Regions from separate parts of the Homo sapiens genome. Here region 2 is linked to region 1. Evidence: read pairs that join two places in POLR2A ChIA-PET (ENCODE). Cell type or tissue: MCF 10A. All regions are shown on one strand. Each heading gives the region's core, and the rest is flanking DNA. Links, peaks and the distances in the headings are about the cores only. Region 1 overlaps MIR3659HG (MIR3659 host gene). Region 2 overlaps UTP11 (UTP11 small subunit processome component).

Region 1 (9,425 bases), core at 1,059-9,058:
ACAGGGGATTTGGACTGGACAATTTCAAAGGCTCTTGGGTGATGTCGAAGGCCTTCAAGCTGCCAGGGAGGGTGACGGTGCCACAGAGGAAAGAAGGAGGGATCCCCTCCTAGGCTCAGAACTGAAAGCCTGCACAGCTGTTGCGGGAGGATGGGTGATATGGTTTACAATCCATCCCCTTCCCCAGGAATGGTTTTGGAAGACAGACAGAGGAGCAAGGTGTTTCCCTACCCTGAAGCCATTGTCTTCCAAAGAACAAGATCAATTACTGGTTCTGAGGCAAATTGGAGATGGCACTGGGGTAAATTTGTTGCTATGGGCCTGGCGGGTGGAAGCCTGCACAAAGTAACCATTCTCTCATTCCCAGGGCTGCCGGCGTGGCTCAGGGTTTGGCAAAAGAGAAAGTTCCTACAGCCCTGCGTACCTCCTAGATTCACCACCAAAAGTAGCTCAGGAAAAATCAAAATCCTCTCCCACCTGGGCAGAAATCACCCACCCCAGCCTGACCCCAGAATCCCTGACAGATGGGCCTCCAGCTCACCACCTCCAGAGATGGGGTGCTCAACCCTTCCCCCAGGCAGCCCAGCCATCTGCCTCCAAGTGGCATCCTCCTAGGGTTCCAAACTCTGCCTCTCAGACATTTATCTCCACCCCCAGGACAGCCCTGCAAAAATATGCACAAACACCTCCCCCAACCCCACCCTCCAGTGTGCAGGAGGAGAAGCCAAGGTTTGTGCTCTGTTTTCACAGAGTGGAATATTTGTCCTCGAAAAGAGTGTAACTGGCCATTTTAACCTGGGATCTATGGTTAGAACCGTAACCATTCCTTTGTAATCCTATGTATCTCATTTTATGCATTTAAAAACACTATTTGGGTTTGGGCATGGTGACTCACACCTGTAATCCCAGCACTTTGGGAGGCCGAGGCAGGAGGATCACTTGAGGCCAAAAGTTCAAGACCAGTGTGGCAACATGGTGAGACCCCATCTCTACAAAAAAAAAAAAAAAAATTGTTTTAATTAGCTGAAAGTGATGGCACGCACCTTTAGCCTTAGCTATTTGGAAGGCTGAGGTGGAAGGATCACTTGAGGCCAGAAGTTAGAGGCTGCAGTGAGCTATGATCATGCCACTGCACTCCAGCCTGAGCAACAGAGTGAGACCCTGTCTCTAAAAAAAAATAATAATAAAGAATAAAACACTACTCTAGAAGACTGCTAAAGAAGTTCATGGCATTTAAAAAAAAAAAAAAGTAAAGAACCCTGTTCTAAAATCCAGACAAAGCCATATTTAGCCATGAATGTGTCCAGACTAGGGAGATCATTATGACCTGGGTTCATCTCTAGCTCTGGAGAAACCCTTGTGCCAATCTTGGAAGAAACTACTTTTAAAATAAAGGTAGATTACAAAACATTGTTTAAAAAAAGAAAAGGAAAGAAAAATAAAATAAAGGAATTAGGTTGGTGCAAAAGTAATTGCAGTTTTACCAAAGTTAATGGCAAGACTGCAATTATTTTTGCAACAACCAAATAGATTAGACCATTTTCCCAGCCAAACCCCCCAACCCCTGTCTTCTCCAAGGCCTGTTCTGAGGTCTGATCTGCACCATCAGAGGTGCCTAGACCACCCAATTCCTAGACTCCTGGCCTGAGCTGAACAGGCCACACAGCGGACGTCAAGGGCACCTGCGAGGGCCAGGCACCATTGTAAGCACTACAGGGGCAGGCAAACATGGAGCAGACTCAATCCTGGCTTCAGGAGGTTCTCGCAGGTAAGTAGACACGTTCCAGCCACAACTCGCTGCCTGTCCCTCCCCAGCCAGTGCACCAAGAGCCTCCTACATGCTCGGCTCTGCCCGCGCTGCTCCCTGGGCCTGCAGTGCCCGGCCCGTGCTCTTCTGGTAGCTAATCCTCCCCCAACTTTCCAGCACCAGCTAAAATACCTACCTTAGTACAAGTTTATTCCGCGTTCTGGTGCCCTTACCTCCACAGAGAAGCCTGGCTGAGTGTGAGCCTCCTGGAAGGCCCGCCTTAGCCTCGGATATGCTTGCAGCCACGGGGCAGGGAGCTCACAGAGAGGCTTCCAGGGAGCAGGATCCCTGATGCCTGGCTGGCCCACGAGAACACACTGTTGACTCTCCCGCTGAGTTGGGAACCAGCACATGGTACTTCCTCCTGAGCTGGTTGCCCCAAGCGGAAGGACCATGGGGTTTCCTCCCAAGGGCCCCCACTGCCTCCCTAACAAAGTAATGCTGAAATAATGCCCTTTCAGAATTGCAGAATTCTCACCTCTGATTGCCCAAGTTGGAAGATAGCTGCTCCTATGTTTTGGCACCCTCCAAAATGATGAGCAATTCATTCATTCAACAAATATTTATTGAGCGCCCATGACTTGCCAGGCACTGTTCCAGATGTTGAAAACAAAGACAAAACATCCCTGCTCTCAAGGAGCTCACATTCTCTCAGGGAGAGACAAGCAACATAGAAAATCAGTCAGCAAAAAAATATATATACTGGATGGTGACAAGTGCCACAGATAAAAATAGGTCAGAAAGAACAGGGTCTTCCTTATGGAGAAGGGGACACTTGGGTAAAGACCTGAAGGGGGTGATGGAGGGAGGCATGAGGATATCTGGGGGAAGAGCATTCCAGCAAAGGGCATGGCGTGTGCAAAGGCCCTGAGGCAGGAGAGTGCCCGACATGTTCAGGAACAGCCAGGAGGGCAGTGGGGCTGGAGGGAAGTGCAATGGGGGAGAATAGTAAAGACAGGGATGGGGGCCCTGGGGTGAGGGATGATTGACCATGTGAGGCCTTGAGCCTGCTATGATGACCTTGGTTTTTACTCCCAATGAGATACGCACCACTGCAGGCTCTGAGCAGACAAGTGATGTGCTACGACTTAAATGCTAATTAACAGGATCACTGTGACTGCTGCGTAGAGAATAGACCACTGGGCATGGACCTCTACTATAGCAGTGTCTGTGGAAGGAGTGGTTGGACTCTGGCTGTATTCTGAAGGTGAAATGATAGACACAAGGCACTGCTTCTGGCCTTGTGCACCATTTTCTTTCTTTCTTTTTTTTTTTCCTTTTTTTGAGACAGAGTCTTGCTCTGTCACCCAGGCTGGAGTGCAATGGTGCAATGTCAGCTTACTGCAACCTCCACCTCCTGGGTTCAAGCGATTCTCCTGCCTCAGCCTTCTAAGTAGCTGGGATTACAGGCACCTGCCACTACGCCCAGCTAATTTTTGTATTTTTAGTAGAGACAGGGTTTCGCCTGTAATCCCAGCACTTTGGGAGGCCGAGGCGGGCAGATCACCTGAGGTCAGGAGTTCAAGACCAGCCTGACTTTTTTTTTTTTTTTTAAGATGGAGTCTCACTCTGTTGCCCAGGCTGGAATGCAGTGATACAGTCTTGGCTCACTACAACCTCTGCCTCCTGTGTTCAAGCAATTCTCGTGCCTCGGCCTCCTGAGTAGCTGGGACTACAGGCACCCACCACCATGCCCAGCTAATTTTTGTATTTTTAGTAGAGACAGGGTTTCACCATGTTGGCCAGGCTGGTCTCGAACTCCTCCTGCCTCGGCCTCCCAAAGTGCTGGGATTGCAGGCATGAGCCACTGGGCCTGGCCCCTGTGTGCCCTTTTCTATCAGCCTCACAATCACGCCATGAAGTAGGGTCTTTCTCCCCATTACACAGATAAGGAAACTGAGCTTCAGAAAGCCCATAAGTGGAAGATTCAACCCAGGCTTATCAAGGCCGAAGCCAAGTTCCTCCCATTCTACTGCACCACATGCCTGGTCAGGATTCCACAGACCCCAAGAGAGGGGAAAAAAGTCAAGATACTTACCAGCTGAGAACTTCATGCTAATTTGGAATTGTCCACAAATTGTCACCTTCACATGTTTTCTCTTTATGTTAAAGCTCAAATGACACATTGATGTTAAGTGTTTTTATTTTTATTTATATAGTTTCCATTTTTAATCAATATTTTTATTTTAAATTGCATCCAAAATCATCAGTGAAGAGAGAGAACTGCAAGGAGAAGGGAGAGTGGGGGAGGCATAATCATTGCAAGATGTGAGCTGGAGTACCTTGTTTCTTACCAGAATCATCCTTCAGCACTGCAACGGGCCAGGCCCTGGGCTAGGGAAATGTGGGGCAGGCAGGAATGAATCTGCCCGAGTCCCTGCCCAGAAGGACCTCTCAGCAGGTGAGAAGAGAGGAGACATTTCCAGGCAGCACATGAGAGGAGCCATATCCAGGGCGCAGCTGTCTGGGAATGATCTGGGTGACTAAGCAAAGAGGACCAGCCAGGGAAGGCAGGACTCAGGACACAGACAGGAGGAAGCGTCGCCCTAAATCAAATCCCAGGAAAGGTCCCACGATGACAGAAGGGATCGTCGTGGATCTGAGGCAGAAGTGCTCTGAAGCCCAAGCTGGCAGGTCTTCCAGCAGGCAGTGCGGCTGCCTTTTACCAGCAGTGTAGGAGCGGTGGGAGAGGGCTCCTCAAAAGGGAAGGAGAAAAGGTCATGGGTTCTCACTCGGAGCTACTGCTGGGGGCTGATGATTAAAATGCAATGGGGCATGCAATGGCTTTAATTTACAGAGCCCCCGGAGACTGGGTGGCTCTGGAGCTGCATCTGCATGGGGGCGGGAGTGGGGACCCCTCTCCAGAGGTTGAAGTGTGGCTTCTGAAACGTCATTTGTCACTCCCGCAGCAGCCCAAGACCCAGTCTCTTCAAGCGAGTTGCAAAAAAGGAAGGAAGGAGAGAAGGAAAGAAAGAGGGAGAGAAAAAAGGGACAAGGATGAGGAATGGAAGGAAGAAAAGAAAAAGGAAAGGAGATGAGAGGAGGAAAGAGTGAGGGGAGGGATAAACAAGTCCAAAGGGCAAAGCGGGTCCTCCTTCAGGGACACCAGGGCCTGGTCCTGTCAGAGGCAGCACCCTGGGAAACCTTGAGCAAAGCTTCCCTTCAAGCAGAGGAAAGGAACATGAGAGTCCAGGAGGCCTCAGCCACAGCGCAAAGATGGAAGTGATGACCGGGAGCCACTGCAGACACAGGGAAGATTCCATCCTGCTCACCCTGAGACAGCCATGCCTGCATCCTGAAGTGAATACCAATACCCTCACTAGATGTACACACTGCAAAATACACCAACATACAGGCACAGCTGCAGAGACACTCACGACAGGCATGGACAGATTTACATACAGGTACAAGACACATAGAGGCACTGGAAAGAACAAACATGCTCATAGACGTAGATGACACTTGCACAGATGCTAACAGAAAGCACAGACTCATGTCCGCAGATACTGACAGAGGTCATCAGACACACACCAGTGTGGACCTACCTGCATGGACAGTGCACAAGCAGACATTTGCAGATACAGGCAGAAATGCACAGACACACACGGATACTGACAGATGTATGCATGCAAGAAGTTTGCTTATACACAGATGTGTAGGCTCACACTGACACAGACACACCTTGGTACACAGATGTGCACAACTACATGGGTGCACCAGCTCTTGCACTGATAGACATGCACACTCATTTATAAGAACACACGCACCCAGCATACCCTTAGACACGTGCACACACACAAAGACAAGCTCGGAGACACCGGCCGACATGCTCAGGCACGCCAGCAACCAGGCAGACACTCATGCTGCTGGGCTCTGTTTTGAGCTTAGGCCCTGGGTCTCAGCTTCCCTGAGTGGCTGTCCTCAAGCCAGGCCCTCTCCTGCCCCACTCCTGCCAGCTGCCCAGCTTTGGCGAGTTCCCTGGCCAAGCCCGCCAGGCCCACCCACCAACCCTTGGTCAGATCCGCCCATCAACCCTTGGTCTGCGCATTGGCCCTGTCCCAGGCCCCAGGCTCCAGGATAGCAATTGCTCCATTCTACCAGGTGCCGACTCAGCCAAATTTCACACCCAGAAATGGAGCCAGGCCAGCAGGGCTTGTTGCAGCCCGTGTGGGGCATCAGCATGGGGGTGGTGTGAGGGAGCCAGGATCCTGTAGTGGCAGAGAGAGAAGCAGCCCCAGTTGCCATGCAGCCCTGCCTGGTGATGCTGCCAGCTTCTTCTTCAGGTCATCCACCCTCTCCAGGCCTCAAGCTCCTCACCTGTGAAATGGACAATATGCCTGCCCTACTGACATGCCAATTAAATGGACATCCCCTCTCAGATGACAAAGAGATTTTGCCTAAGTTTCCCTTGCCTAATCTTTACAATAACCCAAAGACATAGGTTTTATTTTCCCTGCTTTATACTAGGAAGCTGAGCCAAGGAAGGATAAGTAACTTAATCAAGGGAGCAGACAGGACTGGAACCCAGGTTCCTGCTCCAAATTCCATATCTTTCAGGTAGGTAAGTATGCAGCACATGACCTCCCAGAATCCAAACACTTGCCCATGGGAAATGTCACTAAGAGCTCACAGTCTCTTTTTTGGTGAATTTAGACTTGGCCTCTGAATCCTTCTCAACACACCACTCCAAGCACCATTCATACTTGGCCAGAGTTGGCATGTGGAATGAAACCTACTGCCATCCTATCCCTACATTGAATTCATCTAATTCAGAGGGTTGATGGGACGATTAAATGAGATCAAGGGCAGAAAGTACTTTGTAAGATTACAAGTGATGTGCCTATCAGACAAATTGTAGTACAGTTTTCTTTTCTTTTCTTTTCCCAAGACGGAGTTTTGCTCTTTTGCCCAGGCTGGAGTGAAGTGGTGTGATCTCGGCTCACTGCAGCCTCCACCCCCCCGGTTCAAGTGATTCTCCTGCCTCAGCCTCCTGAGTAGCTGAGATTATAAGCGCCCGCCACCACGCCTGGCTAATTTTTGTATTTTTAGTAGAGATGGGGTTTCACCATGTTGGCCAGGCTGGTCTCAAACTCCTGACCTCAGGTGATCCACCTGCCTCAGCCTCCCAAAGTGCTAGGATTACAGGTGTGAGCCATCGTGCCTGGCCTGTAGTACAGTTTTCAAAAGCTATTTACATCCAAGTCCTCCCAAGTCTCCCTATGCTGGGGTGGATGGTTAGGGACAAGATAGTCATTGTCATTGCTCCATTTCACAGAGGAAGAGACTGAGGCTCAGTCAAATGAGTCCAGGGTAACATAGCTAGGTCAGAGGTAAGACTGAGGCCCATGCACTGACGTCTGTTTCAGTGCTCTTCACAGTCAGGGCCCCAGCCAGACAGGATGCCAGAGTGTGTGGGCATTTGGGAGTCAGTGCTGGGAAGGGAGCAGGAAGGCCCAGTCTTCTCCCAGGAGAAAGGGATAGACCCTACAACTAATTGGTTCAGAGTGCTTCTTTTGACCCTAATTAGCTATTTGTCATGTCTCCATTTGCATACCAGAAAAGATGCAAATTTGCATATTTGTAAATGAGGCCGGGCCTAGATGTGGGTTCTGGAAGAGCTTGGCAGTTGCTGGCAGGCAGGGAGGCAGCTGGCTCTTGCCACTGAAGCATGGGCCGCTGAGGAAAGAGGAGATTTGGAAGACAGCTCCTTGGCTCAGGCCTGCAAGGTGCTCTCAAAGGGGGTCAGGCAAGATGGCCCGCCCGCCTCGCTCCCTCCCCCAGGGCTGAGGGGTGGGCAGGGAGAATGGGTGAGCCTAATGCTGCTATTTTGATTAGATGAAACAAGGAGGGGGGGAATATAAAGTAATTTCAGGACGCTCTGTGCTGGGAAACCTTCTGTTCACGTCCTCGGATAGAATCTGTAACACTTGCAAAGGGGGAAACGTCCCCCTCCACCTTCCTGGAGAGGAAAAGGTTTGGGAGGAAATGGAGGTCAGGGAAACACACCCTAACACACACACTCACACACACACACATGCACACTCTCTCTTTCTCTCCTCCAGACTCTCATTTTACACACACCTACAATTCACTTAATAGACGTACACACTCGCATACACGTCTGGGCCCCCCAGGAACACCCGTATTTACACACGATATCCCCAGTCCCCCCAAAGGTACACACGCAACGCGAACTGGAGAGGCACATTCGCACATATGCAAGCATTCCCAGACTTCCCGCGACACACACATTCACGCCCTTACACATACAGACACACACTCAGACACTTGAACATAGATGTAGGCACACAGACTCACTTAAGCTGTGCGTAAATATTTACATACACACACACAAGACGTGCTCACGCAAGCACATCCTTGCTAAGACCACATTTCCTGGCAAATTCTGGTAATTCTGACCCCTCTGCCAGAGTTCTTGGTGCCTCTTTGGGAAGAGACAAAGGAAACTAGGGACCTGTCCTTCCTAGAAAGGGAGTAATGTGTCCCCAAGGAATTGGACCCCAAACAAGGATTATTTCTTTCCCCGGAAAGCCAATGACTAGCAAATGCTCCAGTGCCTTCTGGGCTTCCACCTAGAGCTTGGAGCAGGATCTGGGTGGGCCTTGACAAACGGGAGAGCAGAGCGGGAGAAGATGTATTGGTGGGTCCCAGGCCATGAATTGCAGGAAACCATCATTGCCTGAGAATTTCCATGTTGACCTCAGAGGCCAGTGTGGAATGGGGTGGCGTGAGCTGCTGTACCTTCATCCCTGAAGGCCCCAAGAGGCCAAGCTCAAAGAAGCTCCAGACTCCCAAAGCTTCCCAGGATCTAGGGCCCAGGGGCTGGACACTGGAGCTTAGAGGCACAGGGTCAGGACCAAACTCCTCAACCACTGTTCCCATTCCCCAGCACCTCCTCCCCAGTGCCTGCATCTCAAAAGGCAAGCTAAATGGCTCTGTATTTGTAAATTAAATATAGCTGCACTTCAGCTTTCCAAAGAGCTGGGAAGGAGAGAAGGAGAAAGAAAAAGAGAGAGAGGAAGAGAAGAAAAGCTGCCGCCCTCAGGAAAGTCTGGCTGGTACAGATTGCCTGAGTCATGAATATTCATCTGGCGAATGAGGAGAGCGGGAGTTTGCATAACAGCTCCACCCACCCAACTGAAAGAAATGTCACCGCCTTTGCCAATAAAGTGCCAAAGGAAGCCGGTGGAGGCTGCCAGCCAGACGGTGCCAAACTGCTGACTTCCACTCTAAGGCGTGGAGAAAGCACATTGTTTCCGGCCCAAGGAGCCGCCACTTGGGGCTGGGGGAATGAAGCTGGCTTCTGGGAGAGAACCAAGAGGAAAAGTTTCACTTGCCACCCACAGGAAGCCTGGTGGGCAGAGCGCCTAGGCCACAGCCCTCCCTAGGGCCCCTCTGAAGACAGGCTCAAAGCTGACTCTTCCAGGGCACCCACCCTGGCCAACCACCAAGGGCCCAGGTTCCAGGCTGGCTCCAGCTGCGAGCCCCATGCTCAGGACTGCCTTAAAGAAACCTCAAGAGGATCCTCATGAGTCCCAGGTTGTTACTAGGGACCAGGAAGCAAGGGGACAAACCAGATGTCACTTTGGGGCCTGGA
Region 2 (9,425 bases), core at 984-8,983, 91 kb after region 1:
AAAGTGCTGGGATTACAGGCATGAGTCACCACACGTGGCCTCGCCCAGCTAATTTTTGTATTTTTAGTAGAGACGGGTTTTCACCATGTTGACCAGCCTGGTCTCGAAATCCTGACCTTAAGTGATCCACCTGCCTCGGCCTCCCAAAGTGCTGGGATTACAGGCATGAGCCACCGCGCCCGGCCTTTTTTTTTTTCTTTTTTCCTTTTTTATTCTTGACATGGAGTTTTGCTCTGTCACCCAGGCTGGAGTGCAGTGGTCCCATCTCCGTTCACTGCAACCTCCGCCTCCCGGGTTCAAGCGATTCTCCTGCCTTAGCCAGCCTCCCGAGTGGCTGGGATTACAGGCACGCGCCACCATGCCCAGCTAATTTTTTGTATTTTTAGTAGAGACAGGGTTTTACCATGTTGCCCAGGATGGTCTCAAACTCCTGAGCTCAGGCAATCCGCCCACCTCAGCCTCCCAAAGTGCTAGGATTACAGGTGTGAGCCACTGTGCCTGGCTGAAACTCAGTCTTTATTCCTGATAGGGAAGAACCCAGAAAGAGGGTCTCTTCTCTCCCTTTCATCCTATGCCTCACTTCTCACATTCACACAGACATATACTTTCACACACAAATACACACATATTGTACACATGCTCCTACACGTGGCAGAGAAAAGAGAAAGACTAAAGAAGAAGGTAGGTAGGTGGAAGACAGTGTGTGCCCAGAGGGCAGTTCCTGGGGAGGGGGTGTCAGGGTGCCCAGGGCATGGAGTGGGCAGGAGCCTTCATGGCTTCCTCTCTTCCCTAGCCAGCGACCAAAGGTCAGCCCAGGCAACTCAGCCACGTGCAGTCCACCCACCCTGCCTGGTCAGGTCATGTGAGACCAGGACCGAAGCCTCATCAACACTCCATTGTCTTCCAGAGCCCAGCCTTATGCTGAACCTAACAAGCCCCCTCCAGCCCAGGACTGGTTGGTGGCCCTCCAGAACCTTTGGTTCCGTCCTGAGGGACCCTCTGCAGGGGTCTCACAGTCCCTGCCTTGAGGACAAGCTGGGTGATGTTCAGCCAGATCCCAACCCTCTCTGGGACTTTACATCCCCTTCTGAGAAACGGGGAGGCGCTGGCCTTCCATTTGCACAGAGAAGGCCTAGGGTGAGGAGTGGGGAGCAGGGGAAGAAGGGCCCTCTTTCTCATGTTCCCTCTGGGGGCACATACCCCATCCCATGCCACCTCCTTGCCCATTCTCCAGATGCTCAGCAGGGAAGGAGAGCACAGCAGAGGGCCGAAGCGCGGCCCTGAAGGTCATCTTGCACGTCAGCACTGGGGCAGCCCCAAAACCCCTTGCGCCCTGGCTCCCCGCCTGGACCACAACACAGGCTCCATTGACTCCTGTGCGCCCTCCTTCCCAAGATGCACACAAAGCCGTGGGCTCGTGGTTACTGCCCACGGGCCCCTGAGCCCCACAGGACCCACCCAGGGAAGGAGGCCAGAGCTGGCTGGCTGGCTGCAGCTCCTAAGGGGCTGGCAGGAGGGAAGGATCGTGCACCTACGCAAGAATCTCCTGGTTCTGGGCAGAAAGCCCTCATAGCCGACCTCTAGGCCCTGTTCTACCCAGGCTGGAATGGAGTCAAAGACCTTGAGGACCCAGCTGGGACAAATTCTCTGCCAGTGCCACCTCTACCCACCCTTCATCCTGTTTACATCTTGCAAACACAAGGACATTCACCCCTGCCACTGAGACTAAACCTGGAGCAAAGCCGCCCTGGCCCACCCTCTATCTCCCATAAGGGAAGTCAGGTGGGGAAAGATGCTTGTCTGGGGGAGGGGGACTGGAGGAAAGCTGGGGCTGAGAAGCTCCAGCCCCTCTGGGGGCTTCAGTTAGGGGAGGGCTGCCCCAGCAGGATGACAGAGAGATGATTAAACCCACAGAGAAGATTGATAAGGGAGCTAAACAGCTGCAACTCTGCAAGGTAGGCTGGGACAAATCTCATCTTGTCCTGGCGGCACTCAAAGCACTGGGGGGCTGGGCCAGCCTGGCTGAGCTCATGACCTACACAAGCTCCAGAGCAGGAATGGGGGCAGGGGTGGCAGGCTGCTCCCACCTTCTTCCTCAGGGCCCAGCCCCCATTCCTGCCGCCTCAGAGCTCCCTCCCTGAACAACACCCATTGGCACCTAGGCGGCGTGCCCCTCCTCCCCGGTGCCCCTTCACCCACAGCACCTCCGTCTCAGCTCTCACTCTCGGTATTATTAGATGTGATTTACAGCGGAAACGCTGAGTCAGACAAACCAAGACTTCCCCAGACAGAGGCAGTGGGAGAAGACAGGAAGAGTCCAGGGCAGCTGGCCTCCCTGGGCAGGGTCCTCAAAGGGAGTGAGGAGATGGGGACAGGGGTCCCCAGCTTCCAGGATGAGTGGGAAGTTTGCCCCTCCTGTTTCTCCTTTCTGTCCCAGGCCCAGGATCTTCATCTGGGACTCCTGGATATGCAGACCCCTTTTCTGACTCCCAAGCAGCCTCTCAGCCTGTCCTGCCAGCCCCTGTCTCTTCCTTGGCAAGTTTGAGAAAACAGCCCAGGGATCCTGGAGCCTGGAAACAAGGTGGTTCTGCTGGGTCCTGTTTCCTCACAGCAAGGCCCCGGTTCAGAAGGCAGCCCCTGACTCCCAGAGATGAGAGGCAGGAAAAGTGCATGGCTGGGGTCCCAGCCCCCTACTCTACAAACAGAAACACGGGCACTGTGTGCTCCTGGGGCGTCCAAGGGCCCTAGAACCGGTGGAGAGCACACATTTCTGCTTCCACCTTGTGCGGAAGAGCACAGTGGGCAGGTCCGTCTCTGCTCCCTGGGTCTCTGACTCCCTGGCAGGGAGGAACTGGGCATTGTTGCCAAAAATAAACGTTCCCTCTCCCGCTCCCTGGCTCCCGGCTCCCGCTCATTAGGATGCGTGGCGTTTGGCTGCGGTCCCACACCTTGCAGCTCATTATAAATATGCAGTCGCTGCTGGCGCTACCCCAATCATCTCTGCAATCAGAGCTTTTAATTAGGTTAATTAAATTGTATCAAATCTCGCAGGGACGCAGTTCACTGATGCTGATGAGGCAGCCAAAACAGACCCCAGCTCCTCCGCTAATGAAGGCCGCTGCCTGCCTGAGCCATGAGGGAGCAGGAGCGCATAATAAACGGGCGCGTCCTCTGGGAGGAGCTGCTGCCCAGGCCGAGCTCTGGGGACCTGGCAGGGGGTCTAAATCAAGCAGTCCAGGCTCCAGCTGCAGCAGAGGCTCCCAGCCCAGGAGCCGGCCCCTTCACACAAGAACCAGGGCAGCTTCAGGAGCCCAGGCACTGAGAGCCTGCCACGCTTACATAGCAAACTTGAGGGGGCCCCAAAGATCCACTGACTCTGTCTGGGACTCCTCTTTACTTCTCCCCCAGAATGGCCCAATAAGGCCAGGGCTCCCTCTCCTACACACCTATATACACACACACATACACATACACACACACACACACACACACACACACACCAGCAGTTAGCCCTGTCACTGCCCCCGGATTGTCTTATTAGCCAGAGTGGCCAGGCTGAGACTAGAAAGCCCATCCTGCCACTGCCAGCCTAGTCTCCATCTGCTATGGAGACCATCTGCCCCTGGCGGGGGGCTGGGGTGGTCTACAATGCTACCAGCCAGCAAGAGGAGGGGGTGCTGCCCCCTAGGCTCCATGTGCCAGATGGACCTTCTATATTCCACCTACCACTCCACCTCAAGAACCCTCTGCCAGGGAGGGACACCTGTCCCAGACCTCCTGGGATCAAAATAGCTAGGGAGGGGAGATGGTCCCTTCCTTCCCTGGTCCCTCGCCACCCTGAGTTCACTGTCCCATGCCCTGGCAATCCATCTCTGGGCACTGGAGACCACAGGCTTCAGAGCTGCAGGGCCCTGCAAAGGTCCTCCCCTGCCTATAAGCAGGAAGGCAGGTGCTGCCACCTCCAAAGGGGCTGTCCCCAACACTCCACTCAGCCTGACTCCAACCCCTCCCCTTAACCCCTCCATCACTGGTCTCAGTGTCTCTGAGCAGATGAGGAGAGAGGATGGGGAAATTTTCAGTGCTCTCGGGACAAGTTGTTTCTGCTATAGAAGCTGGTTTTTTTGGTTTGGAAAGGTGTTTTTTCTTTTTTCCACCCAGTAATGTGAAAACATGAAACCCGAAACCAACCCCCTACATTTGTCACCTCTGAGAGAAGCCTTTGGGGTAACTGGGAGAAAGCTGTAAATGACTCAGGCTGATTCAGGGCAGGGGGGTGCTGCCCAGCTGCCTGGGGCACCACAGTTTCATTAACCCGATCTGAGCATGGCCGTCAGGTGACAGATGCAGGGAGGGGAAAGGAAGCCCTTTCCATCCTCTGCTTACCCCTAAACACAGCAGTTCCCTTGATATATTCCTCTTGCCTAGAAAAAGCTGGGTCCTTAGCTCCGTTCTGGACGAGCCTCTCCTACCACCACGCAGGAGCACAGGGCTGGACTGTGCAACCACCCCAGCCCCAAGCAGTTTGTTCCCTTTGCATTAAGCGAAGCGGACAAGATGAACAAGGAGACCTAGGTGTATGCTTCACCTAGGAGTAGACTGGACAAGACTTCCTAAATGTGATGATGATGGATCCAGGAATAGGGAGCCAGGAAATTCCTTACAGGGAGCCTGAGAAGCAGCGGAGACGTTCTTCCCTCTGGCCAGAGCAGTTGAGGAAAGAACAGGCAGAAGCATGAACTAGGCAGCCTCCTCTACACTCCAACCTCTCAGCAGTAGGCTTGGGAAGGGAAGCTCTGCCTCCCTTTGTTTTACAGCTTCTCTCTGATCCTTCCCTGCACTTTTTGCTGAGACAGACCTGTGGAGACCTGGTTGGGTACAGAGGGCGCACCCTCTGACCCGGGGAGGCAGCTGCACAAGCCCAAGAGGCCTGCCAGGTCCACTTCAAGACAGTACTTCAGGTCCGCCCCCAATTCCTCCACTCACCTGGGGCTTTGAGCCAAGACTCCCACCCACGATTCAGCCCGCCCTTCCCCAACACCCTGCACATAAGGCTCCGGGAACTGGCACGCTGGGAGAACTTGAGCGGGGAGCCCAGCACCACACACCCACTTGCCTCACTGTTTCAAGTCCCAACAGGCCCTGGCCTCACCGGCCTCCACAGGTAGGCAGAGCGAGTCTGCATCTGTTGGCTGCCTTCCCTGCTGGAGGACGTGCAGCTCTAACTGCTCAGTGCCCCACCGTCAGCAGCATGGGGGAGAGGACAGTGAGCGACAAACAGATGCTTAAAGCTGCACGGAGGGAGACCCCTCCCAGGTCTGGGTGGAACCACCCTATGGGAAACTTGGGGCTATGTGACAGAGACCTCCCTGCATGGTCCTCACTAGAAACAGGAAGGAAAAGCACCTTCCTGCCCAGTCTTCCTCCTGGGGCCACACTCATCTCAAACTCAGGGTGAGAAAATCCCATTTCTTCATGGGAGCTCTCCCCCCTAGCATTAAATTCAATAAGCAAACACATGCAAGTACTTCCTAAGTACAAGGACACTTTTGAAAGAAGACAAGTGTGCTGGGTGGGTGGACACCAAGTCCCTGAGAAGGAATCCCAGCAAAGGGGCAGCAGCTCCACCTGCTGGGCCCTTTTCCACCCTGGCACCAGGAAGCAGTTAGAAATCAGAAAAAGATTGGCTAGGAGCAGTGGCTCATGCCTGTAATCCCAGCACTTTGAGAAGCCAAGGAGAGGTGGATCGCCTGAGATCAGGAGTTCGAGACCAGCCTGGCCAACATGGCGAAACCCCGTCTCTGCGCCTGTAATTCCAGCTACTAGAGAGGCTGAGGCAAGAGAATCGCTTGAACCCAGGAGGCGGAGGTTGCTGTGAACCAAGATCGCGCCACTGCACTCCAGCCTGGGTGACAGAGCAAGACTCTGTCTCAAAGAAAAAGATGAACTTATTCAAGAATAAAGCTAGGGCTTGACACTCTCCTGCTTTGGTGGGAAGGGCCCTAGGATGCAGCAACAGACTAAGACTGAGCCAGGCTTACTGAATTCTCTGTTGGACAGACCTGAAGGGTCCACATCACCATAGAACTGCTGTTTGGAGACTTGGTTTGTACAAGAGACCTGAGCCAAACAAGTCCTGACTCAGAAAATCCCTCCAGCTCCATAGGCTGCCCACAGCCCCCTTGGCACAGCTAGAGCAGTATGCCACCAACAGCCCAAATCACCCCTAGGCCAAAAAGGGCGGCTAAGCAAACAATACTCTTCCCTCCCCAACAAGCCAAGAGTCTAGGGTCCCACTGAGTACCAAAGCGGCAAAGCCCTGGCCAATTCTCAGAATACATGGGGCTGGGGCCTGTCTTTGCTTAGTCACAGGGACAGCCAATCTCTTTGCTTAAAATCCTTGAGTCTTGGAGACAGCACTCAGTGTAACAGCAATTCAGAACACCCAGCTCCCCTTACAGCACTCCGATTACCTTCAGCCTGGAACTCACAGTACACCAAAAGGATGCACTTTCCTGCTCCATTTGGCCTGGGAGTGTGGCTCTTCAAACGTCACTGTTTGTGCTCCTGTGCCAGACGGTGTGTAGGTATGCCTGTACCTGTTTATGAGGCCTGAGTTATATGTGCCTTGTGCATCTGTGAACATGAGATTCCATGAGGCGAGCCTACCTTCATGTGGGTGTGTGGTTCGTGAGAAGGCATTTAGGTCTATTCCCTATCCTCTCCCCCACTTTCCCACCCAGCAGGGGCAAGAGACGGAGCAGCAGCATCCAGCTGTTTGACCCCAGGATCAGACTGCTGCTTAGTCTGCTCACTCCCCTGTCTAGTATCACTATGATGAGTCCCTTCCCTGGTTTGATCCTCAAGTCTCTAAAACTTTCAGCATTGACTGAGCTCAGCACCTCCCCAGAAGGGAGTGCATACACACAATGGGAAGCATTTCCTTCCTGAAGGCAAAACCTACTGGTTTCTGTTTCCTGACCCTTCTTGCTGTTTTCCAGGGCCCCTGATTTAAATTCCACTGGGTACACCCTGAGGAAACAGGCTTCTAGTCTAGGCTTGTACAGGAAGCTCACAGTCATGGGCACTTATTAAGCATTAACAATTTTCTTTTAAAGCCTTACAATCCACACATGGCTGTTCTCCCTCCTTGGTGTAAGGGCTACGCAAGCCCCCCAGAACCCCGCTCCCTGTTCTCCCATGTTTGCTCTAAGCATGTTCAGTCCTGTCCTTACTGTCCTTGGCCTATAATCCTGATATGGGCAAACAAAGGAAGGAGAGAACCAGAGAAGAGAAAGAAGCTGGCCAACACACCCAGGGGTCCATATTCCCAGAGTGAAGGTCTGCACCAAGCTATTCTAGCCTTGGAATTGTGAGTTGGCATGGAGTGCAGAGGACAGAGACACAGCCAGGCCTATACTGATTTGAGCTTCATCAATAAGGAAGAGGTGCTCCCGTAGGTTCCTTGTTCCAAGAGTTTCTATCTGCAGCTGTTAAGTAAGAGAAAAAAATTCCTCCTTGGATAATTTATGAAGCCACCTGAATAGCCAATAAAAGAAGAATGAGTGAGGGTAAAATCAGTCTATCCACTAGATAAAACACTATGCAATCATTAAAAATAATATTTATTTTAACGTTTACTCTAGCATATATTACTGTAAAAAACTTTTGTGATGTAACAAACTGGGAAAGAGCTAATGATTTAATTAAAAAGTAGGACATCGGCCGGGCGCGGTGGCTCACGCCTGTAATCCCAGCACTTTGGGAGGCCGAGGCGGGTGGATCATGAGGTCAGGAGATCGAGACCATCCTGGCTAACAAGGTGAAACCCCGTCTCTACTAAAAAAATACAAAAAAAAATTAGCCAGGCGCGGTGGCGGGCGCCTGTAGTCCCAGCTACTCGGGAGGCTGAGGCAGGAGAATGGCGTGAACCCGGGAAGCGGAGCTTGCAGTGAGCCGAGATTGCGCCACTGCAGTCCGCAGTCCGGCCTGGGCGACAGAGCGAGACTCCGTCTCAAAAAAAAAAAAAAAAAAAGTAGGACATCAAATTGTTTACTGTAACTATAAAACACAAAAACATGGACAAAAAGTGATGCCTCGTTTTACAAAATGGAGGAAATCAACTAGACTACTCACAGTAATTGTCCACCTCCACAGCTCTAGCTCCTAGCACAGTTAAGCATGCAATAAATATTTGTTATTATTGAATAAGCACTGGGATTAGGAATGAATTAATCTACTTTCCAAATCTGCTGTAATGAGATCCTATGTTTCATAACAAAAAAAATTATGGGCTGGGCATAGTGGCTCATCCCTGTAATCCCAGCCCTTTGGGAGGCCAAGGTGGGAGGATCGCTTGAGGCCACGAGTTCAAAACCAGCCTGGCCAACATGGCAAAACCTGGTCTCTACAGAAAATTTAAACATTACTCAGACATGGTGGCACATGTCTGTGGTCCCAGCTACTCAAGAGGCTGATGCAGGAAGATCACTTGAGCCCAGGAGTTCAAAGTTGCAGTGAGCCATAATCACACACTGCACTTCCAGCCTGGCAACAAAGACCCTATCTCAAAGAAAAAAAAAATTAAGTATATAAAAATAAGACTAATTTCACAATCCAAAAACAATTACAGAAGGGAGGGAGATTTAATGTTGTCCATAGAAAGACATTAAATGTCAGACTGACAATTTAGTTATGGTTACAAACCGGAAAACCATGCCATTTGGAGTAATGGAATTTGAAGTTACTAGAAAACGACAACAGATTTTTGATACAGAATGACAAGGCTTATCTATAACACGTCAACGTTTTCGACGACTCTGAAATTTATAAATAGCTGGGGAGTTCACCGTTTCTTTCTTCACCTTCACTTTCTGAGTTTTATCCTACAAAAGAGTAAAAAGGTGATCAGTAAAGAGAAGGAAATGGTTTTGTAAAATCGAAAGGTTAATAAACTACCTATTAGCACCTGCTTCAGCCCTTCTCAAAGTTGAGAACGGACACAGCCCTACTGCCCAAGGCATCCACTGTAGGCAATGAATTAACTTCTCCCCTAGGCATCTAGAAAGTACTAGCTGTGTACAGTCCTAGGAAAACTGAGAAGAAAGGTGTTCAAGTAGTTGTTTCATTTAAAATTATAATTTTAATTCTCTCACGGAACCCCAGTTGAGAAAGGCTGACCTAAATGATCTACAAAGCTAAAGAATTTGACATTTAGAGGAATGATAAGAATATGAAAGAGGCATCTTATATTCCTCAGCTCTGCTATTTAACTACACAATGTTGTCTATTTTTAAACACCAATGAGTGACATGCACTGTTTTGTTAACCTGTTTAAATGTTACGGGAGCTGCTCATAAGCTATAAAGTTCATATGCTACCCGATCCTACCCTTTGCTGTTCCAAAGCACTGACTAATAACCCCCTTA

What was found. Peaks named below come from ENCODE experiments on the same cell type or tissue, not always from the same donor. Only the 100,000 strongest peaks of a DNase experiment are listed, where the experiment ranks them.
Region 2: POLR2A ChIA-PET joins it to region 1 with 21 read pairs; 4 of 35 experiments call an interaction of 5 or more read pairs at or near these places.

Annotation. Positions count from the first base shown.
Region 1 is chr1:38,114,038-38,123,462 of GRCh38, reverse strand. It overlaps MIR3659HG (MIR3659 host gene), which reads right to left. Exons shown (of 5, transcript NR_168386.1): 5 at 3,933-4,503. Among named protein-coding and RNA genes, the nearest start is that of LINC02786, 23 kb to the left of the region's middle. RefSeq lists enhancers at 5,252-5,794, 5,795-6,338, 7,014-7,514, 8,625-9,425. In MCF 10A, for the core only: no CTCF peak of the experiment used is centred there; DNase peaks (open chromatin) are centred at 2,342, 5,912 and 8,962.
Region 2 is chr1:38,023,002-38,032,426 of GRCh38, reverse strand. UTP11 (UTP11 small subunit processome component) reads right to left here. Exons shown (of 8, transcript NM_016037.4): 8 at 7,607-8,882. The coding sequence ends at 8,799. Among named protein-coding and RNA genes, the nearest start is that of UTP11, 15 kb to the right of the region's middle. RefSeq lists enhancers at 1,712-1,771, 2,472-2,551, 3,685-3,734, 4,554-5,105, 5,106-5,658 and 2 more. In MCF 10A, for the core only: a CTCF peak has its summit at 5,625 (motif pointing left); DNase peaks (open chromatin) are centred at 2,256, 4,246, 5,126 and 5,606.